Linked DNA regions of Mus musculus: region 1 is linked to region 2. The links are chromatin contacts, found by Hi-C or POLR2A ChIA-PET in ENCODE. All regions are on one chromosome and are shown on one strand. Each heading gives the region's core, a stretch centred on a gene start or an enhancer-like site at or near the end of the contact. The rest is flanking DNA. Distances are from core to core; before and after follow the strand shown. Region 1 holds the start of Pygb (brain glycogen phosphorylase). Region 2 holds the start of Entpd6 (ectonucleoside triphosphate diphosphohydrolase 6).

What was found. A loop is a pair of places that touch in the nucleus more often than their neighbours do. ChIA-PET counts read pairs that join two places held with the same protein, here RNA polymerase II (POLR2A).
Region 1: a loop to region 2 is called in a map of heart, with 4 times the contacts of the local background. The contact joins the promoter of Pygb here to the promoter of Entpd6 in region 2. A Hi-C loop is called at or near these places in 12 of 37 maps with a recorded cell type or tissue (CH12.LX, T-helper 17 cell, T-helper 2 cell and 4 more). POLR2A ChIA-PET finds 5 or more read pairs at or near these places in 2 of 5 experiments (Patski and embryonic stem cell).

What each region holds. Positions count from the first base shown.
Region 1 is chr2:150,784,443-150,789,093 of GRCm38, forward strand. It overlaps Pygb (brain glycogen phosphorylase), which reads left to right and starts at 2,354. Exons shown (of 20, transcript NM_153781.1): 1 at 2,354-2,668. The coding sequence starts at 2,426. It overlaps Gm30141 (a long non-coding RNA gene), which reads right to left and starts at 2,310. Exons shown (of 3, transcript XR_375102.4): 1 at 1,529-2,310; 2 at 1-60.
Region 2 is chr2:150,746,824-150,751,356 of GRCm38, forward strand. Entpd6 (ectonucleoside triphosphate diphosphohydrolase 6) reads left to right here and starts at 2,258. Exons shown (of 14, transcript NM_172117.5): 1 at 2,258-2,410.

The sequences.
Region 1 (4,651 bases), core at 1,104-3,603, 38 kb after region 2:
AGCCGGCAGTATTGCCTGGAATTTGGGGAGCTTCAGTTTTCTCCACTTCTGAGTTAACAACTGTAGAGAGTACAGATCGTCAGAGGAATAGGGTCAGTTCCCCTATTCCATGCCAAAGTAGCTGAACCTTCCCCACATATTAGGTATATAATCTCAGTCAGATCAGAAAAGTCTTTGAACAACTGTTTTGAAGCAGGTCAGCCAGTGTTGAGATTACAGGCATGGCTAGCTCTTTGGAAACCTGTAGTCTGTTCCCCTGGACTGTGGAAGTGTCATGAGGGCACATACACTGAGAAGACTTCTGAACTGCCAAATCACTCTCAAGGAGGTTCCATTAATCAGAGTCCCCAGCCTCCAGCCTAGCAGGAGCCCCACAGCCCTGCCATCAGGGGCTGAAATTTGATCTTGCTGACTTGAGAATCCCAAGGAAAAAGTGTGGAATGAATTCCAAATCAGAGCAAGAGTAGGGGAAAACATTCCAGTGTGTTGTCTCCCAAGAAGTCTGCCACTGAGTAGAGGTTGAGGTAAATTAACTTTGGAATCATCAAACCAGGAACAACTTAATTTGCCTTTTCTAGAACTGGCACTGGAATGCAGGGTATCCATTGTGCAAACCACACTATTACTGAGCTACACCTCCAGTCCTACACCTGGACTTTTATGACATCCCCTGTGGCAACCTTTATCTCCATAAGCAGGACCGTCTGCATCCCCATCAGCTAACCTAAAGAGGCAAATGAAGGCAAGTCACTGACCTCACTATGTGGGGAAAGCGTCTCCACAACAAGGGAAGGCAGTTCTTCTGGGGCCAAGGGAGTTTACAGGAGGCAGCACTGTATATCGATGACCAGAGGGTCTCATCCCAGAGCTCCCTGGGAAAGAGTGCCAAGCGGCAGCTTTGAAAGCTGCTCCCCACATATGGTGAAGGGTTATGTGTCTCTGTCAGAGAGGCTGATCTCTAGCTATAGGGTATTCCTTCAAAAACTATATATATTCATGTATGAATGTATGTCTGTATAATTTTATGATAGCTTGGTGTCTGGTTATGTAGGAGTCAATTGGATTAAAGTTTTACTTAGGTAGGTTGAGTCCTGCCTTGTTAAAAAAAAAAAAAAAAAAAAAAAACCACCCACCCTTTATCTGGAAAACAAACATTTGCCAAAACTGCCTGAAGGGAAGGTTGTCACAGAGGACTAAGGTCATGCTGAACCTCCTCTTACAGTTTGCTAAGAGAAAAGTTCTTTTACAGTCCAAGACTACTGTTATTTGCAATTCCTGTATGCCTTTTTATTGCTACCTGCCTGATACATATTATTGAAATTATAATGTATTCTTATATAAAACCATTTGTTTCTGCAATTTATGTTGCTGTAAACACTCCTAACTAAACTCCCTTAATGATTAAGGGATTCAGAGACCACTCTGAGATGGTCCCCTAGGCAGGCAGTGTTGCCTCCTGACCTATAAACGGTAAGAAATTTGGGCTGGCCTAAACCCTTTCAGAACCTCAGCTTGCTTCCCTGCTCACCAATGAAATGTTTCTCCTTCTTCTCCTTGTGCATGGCTGACTTCTTTCTGGATGGAATTTTTCTTTAACAACCAGAAAGGTTGTGATTGATAGTAGCCTCTGCCCATCCTTGGAGAGAATGCTGTATACTTAATTTGCAGCAGATTTTTTGTGTTTGTCACTGCAGCCTAGACTGGCGATTTGTATTTTGAGGAGTTCCATGCAGTTTGTTCTCCAGAGCTGAAGTGGTGTCATGGAGGCACAAACATTGATATGACTTATGAATTTTTAGTTTTTGCACAAACAACGTTTTTTTCTTGCGTGTGTTTTCAGAACCACCTGTCAGCTTGGCGACGAGTCCCAGCAGGTATTGGGGGCTGTCTGTCAAGCGTGTGCACACTTCTCTGAACGTTTAACAGAGCTCAGCTACACCTGAGCACCCAATGCAGTCCTAAAAAGGGCATCTGGTGATTCTGTGCAGAGCCAGTCCCTGCAGCCCCGGAAACTCCAGGAAGTCCCTGAATGGCAAGAGTTTGCCTTCCAGTGTGGCAGGCGCAGCCACTGGTTCGGTTTCTACTTTTGCCTCATAAAAGTGGTAAATCTTAGGTATGGGGAAGCTGCAGTCCGGTTTTTCCAGCCCCAGACACACCAGTAAAGGAATAAACCATTTCCCCTCGAGCGTCCACGTTCTCTTCCCGGCTGAAACAGCCTGATTGACGGGCTCTTTCTCCGAGGCTCCGCCTCCAGATCAGCCCACGCCCATCCACAGGGCCCGGCCCTCTCGCAAAGCGCAGGCGCAATCCGTATGAGCCGGCCTCCGCTGCAGTCCTTGGCGCCAGAGACACCGCAGCATCCCAGCGCTAGAGTCTTCTCTGCTCGCTCCAGGGCCGTACCCTGTCCTCTGCCTCTTCTGGCGCCATGGCGAAGCCGTTGACGGACAGTGAGAGGCAGAAGCAGATCAGCGTGCGTGGCATCGCGGGGCTGGGCGACGTGGCCGAGGTGCGGAAGAGCTTCAACAGACACCTGCATTTCACGCTGGTCAAGGACCGCAATGTGGCCACGCCCCGCGACTACTTCTTCGCTCTGGCACACACAGTTCGCGACCACCTAGTGGGCCGCTGGATCCGCACGCAGCAGCATTACTATGAGCGGGACCCCAAGGTGAGCAGCCCGCCCTCCCTGGGAGGGAGACCGAGCCCAGGGCAGGGCGGGTCCCGCCCCCCCCCCCCTCCCAAGTATCGCCCACGGGCCTGGTCCCTGTTGCACCACGGTCACCTGCGACCAATGAAGAGACAGTAGAGTTATGCATCCTCCTTCGAAGGACCGGTGCATACCCTCTCTTTCGGGTTTCGTTTTAATTGAGACCCATCCCCCTGCTCCCCGGCCCGCAGTCCCCAGTCCCTAAGTATGGCTTTGAGTGGCCCCTTGTCTTCCACCGCAGTCAGTCCCCCACCGGTACGTTGTCTGGAATCTGGCTGTATGGAGCCAGGCCTCTGCCCACGGCGGAGTTGCGCATCCCAGAGAAGTGCTCTAGGGGTCTGCTCTTGCCGGCGGATTTTCCGGCTGTTTTCCAGCTGTGGACTTCCGAGATGGCTTCAGAGTTCATGCTTCCTCTACTCCCCCACTCCCCTCCCCCTTTTGTTTTTCTGCAGCCCCGAGCGAAGAAGATGGGGGACTGGAACTAGATCCGGTAGTTTTATGAGTCGGAAAGGGGTGAGATCAGTAATCTGCAGGGAATTGCCCCGCCCCGTGCTCCCCACCCTACCCCCTACTCCGAGACTGATGAGAAGAAAATCACTTGTAATGCCTGCCTGAAACAGGAGAGGGTCCGAAACTCAAAGATGGAATCCTCGTGGGGAAGGCTGCCTTTGAGGTTTCCACCTTGACAAAACTTGTTAGCAAGTTGCTTTAGAAGTTGTAGCATTTTTTCTGTTTTGCAAACCTTTATTCTTAGTAGGAAAACAAAATACACTGAACGGAGCCTTTGACAGTTCTCACCACCCCAACCCCCAAAACTTCTCAGCTCTGTCTGCTGGACTGCTAACTCTGTGCAATTAAGCTGGCTTCAAACCCACGGAAACCCACCAGCCTCTGCCTCCAGAGTGCTGGGATTATTAAGGCGTGTGCCAGCTCCACCAGGTCCCCCAGTCCTCCTTATTCTGTTCCGTTTATGTTTCCAGGTAATTGCTGTTCCTAAATACACAGGTATGCATATTTGTATGCTGCACAATTTTGTGGCTTTTATTTCATCCGAAACCATTTGTGGCTTCACTCATAAACAGGGCTCTGGGTCAGTAATACATACTGGTGCTTTTAAGCTTATGCAGGTATCATATTTTTACACATCCCCTGTTGCAAGAATTTCTCTCTCTCTCTCTCTCTCTCTCTCTCTCTCTCTCTCTCTCTCTCTCTCTGCATTTGGTATGGAGAATTCTGCCTATCTTGTATTAAGACAGAGTGAAAACTAGCAAGGAAAAAACTCTTGCCTATCTGGGGCCAGTTAGTGATGATCTGATTTGCCATAGAAATCTGGGCACCCAGCTGGGCGGTGGTGGCGCACGCCTTTAATCCCCACACTTGGGAGGCAGAGACAGGCAGATTTCTGAGTTCAAGACCAGCCTGGTCTACAGAGTGAGTTCCAGGACAGCCAGGGCTATACAGAGGAACCCTGTCTTGAAAAACAAACAAACAAACAAAAAAAGCCAAAAAAACCAAACCAAACAAACATACAAAAAAGAAATCTGGGCACCCAACAGCTGTCTTAGTGACAGAGCTTTTTAGAGTAATTTTTTTATAGGGCATTAAAGTATATTTGATAATTGCTAAGAGTAAAAATTAATTGCTTTCCAAACTCATTCTGGGGCTTTTTCCCTTCCTGAAATAAAGATGCTGAGGACAGGCTGTTAGAATGCTAGTTGGGCTTCTTCATAGTTAGTATGCAAGGCAGCTTCTAAAGAAGTGGCCCCAAATGGCTAAAACAGGTTATTGCAACAAGGGCTTGGGATCACTGCCAGGGAAACTGGCCAGGAGCAGCGGCTCCCCCAGAATGCCTTGTTAGTAGAAGAGCTGTGTTGCTCAGATTCACTGGTGTTGTTCAAATAGTGGATGACAAGGGATCCAGCTTTGCCTGCAGTTCAAGGTCAT
Region 2 (4,533 bases), core at 1,008-3,507:
AAGAAGGGAAGGAAGCCTGGGGAGAAGCCACTACTATGGGCAACGAGGGCTCATCCTGCTGTGGACTCTGTGAAGGGCAGACAGAGATATTTATCTACACTCAGTTAAGAGCTGCTATGAAGCATATGTACTGTCCACTGCTTACCACCTTGTCTCTGCCTAAACACACAGCATGGTAAGACTCAACAATCTACATCAAATGTATTTATATCCTGTAGATAAGCAGCCAGGGACCACAGCCTCCTAAGCACATAGCTAGCCATCCCCCTCTTCCATTAAGATCCAGAAAGGCTGCTAGGATAAAAAATGTCTCAACAGTACCTGCCATCTACTTGTACCTCAGAATTTGAAAAGCAGACCACTCTGGATTTTATTCGTTTATTAAGAGGACTCTTAATGTTCTGAACTAAAGCACTGGAGAAGACACTGTTTCAATAAGAACTCTTTCTCAAGCTCCCTCCTGCTCAAGATGTTGCCGAAGGTTGTTCCAAGACAACAGAGAACTTGGCTGTAGTTGCTTCTGGGAAAGTTAGCCTTTATCTCCTTTGCCATCTAGATTGTGCTGGCTGTCATAAGCACTAAAGAGAACTGCAAAGAAATGGCAGTCATAATGGGATCTCTTTACTACCATTAGAATGTCTATACCATAGGCAGGGTCAGGTTGTAGGCTCCTTATATGCAAATACCAGGTGCTGGGCAAGCACTATTGCTCAGAGCAGATGACATCATTTGCTCTTGGGAAGCTTACACTTCAGTAGTAAAACAGAGAACAAACTGTTGGGCATGACTTATACTGTGAAGGAAATACACAAAGAATGGTAGAGAATAGCTCGGAGAGGTCCACTGTAAATGAAACAGTCTGAGAAGGTGGCATTATGTTATTTTAAAAGTGAGAAAAGATCTACAAAAGGAAATGCCTGAGAGAATAGCTTTCCAAGTAGTGAGTATGACCACTTGTAAAAACTAAGACAAAAATTCTAGAGAATTTGAGAGAAGTATTGTGAAAGTGGAGAAGATGGTAAAAGATGTGAAGGCAGAAGACAGAAGCAGGGTCCTTACAGGTCCACGAACAAACTTCAAAACACTAGAAAATTAAGTCAAAACTGTGAGGTGCAGTTTTTCTACTACAAGTTAGCAAAGAACCCAGCGTTTGGAAGGACTCCACCGTTGAAGACGTGGGGAACCCATGCTTTCACACATTATTTGTAAGAGTGTTAATTAGTACAATAACTGAAGAGAAAATTGAGTCGTATCTCTGGAGTTGTATTCAAAGAGCATATAGTTTATCATAGCCAATTCCAATACTAAGACTCTCTCCCACAGCACATCCATAGTGAGTAGCAAGATAGTCAGTCCTTGGGATGCTGTAGTGCTATGTACAACAAAACAGCCAGGGAAGTGGGGAGGGGAGAGCTTTTAAGATCCGCCAAATAAGAGACCATATAGACTTCCGTTGTAATCAGATCTTGGTGGTTTTATTAAAGTGAGACAAGGCAAGGTCCAATGAGCTGCTCACATGCTGTTTACAATAGTTTCGCGGGACTAATAGCGATTGCCAACCCTACTCTCACACAGTATCCCCGCACTCTGTGGTTAGCATCCACCCACTCACTCCCTGAGTACCCCATCTTTTCATTAGAAATCCTTGCTTTTAGGCTTTCCCAGCCGATAGACAGGGATGTCCTCCAGGAACAAGACCAGTGTCCTGCACCCCAATGTATAGATGCCATCACGTGGGCAGGAAGAAGCGGAGTCCTGGTTCGGTGGGGAAAAGACAACTTGGGAGATATTCAGACAAATGAATTAGGGACATACATCCAGAGTCTCGCTGCAGTTAGGAGCTGACAACCTTGTGGCTTCTAGGAAGACATCAGAAAATATGGCCAAGGATAAAGGACGCTTGATAGCACCGCATTCTCTATTGTGAATGCATATCCTATCACGAATTCCCTTGAAAGTAAAAGAAGCAACTCGGGTGTGGAGGGATGCAGGAGGAAAGCCTACAGAAGGACGAGGTGATGGATGAGATTGAAGTAACTCCTACTCTAGTCAAGACAAGGCTCTGTTCCTCCCACACCTCAGGACTTGTTAGAAGGATCCAAGATAAGCAGGAGCTCCAGAGCCCCCTACTGGCAGAAAGAAAAATAAACACCCAAAGAGCACATGGCTATTGCGCCTGCGTGGCTGGCAAACGCCATGGCACACGCGCATCAACGCCGTCCTGCCCACCCGGTGACGCAAAGTGCACGTAGGCGGAGACAGCTTCTCGGCGTCTGCTGGGGTTTGCTTCCACGCGTTAAGGCTCTGTTGACGCGGACCGGCGCTGGAGAGCTGGGCGCGCGGTGTGTGGTCGCTGTCTGCCTCCGGCTACGCCACTACCTCTCCTGCGGGGCCGAGGGAGCCGTGCAGGGTAAGCGGGGCCAGCGAAATGTGCTTGGCCCGGAGGACTGACTACGGTTGGTCTCCCCACGCGCGCGAGGGACGGGGTTCCCCGTGGTGCAGTTCCAATGCCTGATACCTCCCTGGGCCCGGAGACAGCTCCGGGGGGAGGCCTCGGGGTCACTTGCGCTCTCGGTCCATTCAACTGGCTGTCTTTCCGACCCTGCTGCGTAGCCCTCGCACGTCTACAACACACCGTGGGACTCGTGAGCTATGCTGTAGGCCAAGCAGCAGGGGTCTCTGCCCGAGTGTAGCCCACAGCCCTGCCGCGTCCATTCATTCTGCTGGCTTGTGCTGACCCGCCCCCAGCAGAACCAGGCCCAGGCGCCTCCCCTTCTGCACTGGATAGCCCAACTGGGAGGCTCAGGAAACCGGGGAAACCCTGTGTTCTGATTGTGTGGAAGGTGGGAACGGTGGTGACATGGAAGAACTTACCAGGGGTCAGGGTGGTTCCACCTGAGTTGGTGTGTGGCCACAGGTGCTTCAGGTTAAAGGAGAGAGAAAGGTCCAGATGTAGACACCCAGAATGTAGGACAGGGAGTCAGTGAGAACACATTTTTATTTTAAAAGCATCAGGAAGTAATTGGTTTTGAGACAACATTGCTGAGTAGGTCACAGTGGACACAGCCCTTCACCCTGAGAGTATATCCCCCCCCCCCCAAAAAAAAATCAGTCACCTGAAAATACCTGGTCCTTTTGTGTCTCTGCAGATCCTGTGTGGTGAGGGGCGTAGGGAATGCTCATAGCCAGAATAGGAAACTCTCAGACAGTGAGGAAGGAGCTTCCCTAGGGAGAGGCAGAGGAATGTGATTACAGGATCTCTCCTGGGGTGCTGCAGAGCCATGAAGGGGGCTGAATACCTAGCGTTGAGGGGAGGTTTCCCCATCCCTGTTACCAGCGTTTTAACAATGTCCTTGAAAATAATGCAGCAAGCATAAAGGTAAGTCTGAATATTGCCCGCCCCCCTTCTCCTGCCCTGGAAGAAGTGTAGACTAAGATGGTGTGTATCTGAGTCCCATCTGGAGCCTCATGGACAGAACGAACCTGAGAGTTACACAGCTCTCTCTCTGTGTACTTAGGTCTGGAAGAACCTACTGGCCCATGCAGGCATAGCACCCTGCAAAAGAATCAGGAGGAGGCAGTCTTCACCGGACTGTTCATCTATCTATATCTATATCTATATACATATAGATATAGATATAGATATAGATATATGTGTTTTTTTTTCTTTCTACAACTACCAGGAGAAATACATGATGCTTTGTTAATATGCTTTATTTTTGGACACATGTGTAGCATGTGCAGCAGTCATTTCCCACATAGCTTGGTTCCTGTCTTTTAATGCAAACCTGAAAAGATCTGGCAGCTGCCAGTTTGAATCAGATGGAGCCTATTTCTGAGATCTAGCCTCCCCTCCTCGCTCGCCCTCTAACATTCTCTGACTCCCGCATCTACCTGACAGGAGGTGGACCTCCCCAAGTCACCTCTGCTTGCCTCTGTGTGCTGCTTCCTGTTCCGGTCCACTTCCTGCTCATTCTCCACTTGGCTGTAGTTCAAGCTGCTGCTTCTGCAAACGCTGTTCGGCAAAGTGCAAACTAAGGTTGAGCTGTTCTCGGTGAGCTTTTTGGGAGTCTGATCAGTATACCACCACTGGGTGTGAGACGTAGCTAGAGAAAAGTAGTCCTTCGTGCACTACCCCTTAGCTGTGGACAAACACTTCAACCCGACAGAAGAAAGTTGATGTTTGGAGTTGAGCCTCTGAAACATGGACACCCTGTGGACCAGTTTGTCTGGTTCTGGTCCTGTACCCCCTGGATATGATGTTCTGTTTGGATTGTTCATATCATCCAGAGCTTGCTGATATGTAAATGCAGTGATTGTAAATGCAAATTGATAAGTGTTGTCAGGTTGTATAAAGGTAGAGTCTTGTATTTCCAGGTTGGTGTAGGGCGCTCAGAGCACATGATGAAGATGTTCGGGCTGGGGAAGGCAGTGGTAGTAGGATTTTAGCAGAGGTTTTAGGATAGGGTCAGAATTGGACAAAATTGGCCCAGTTGATGGCTGAACATTCTGGGAATGGACAATAGTGTGTGC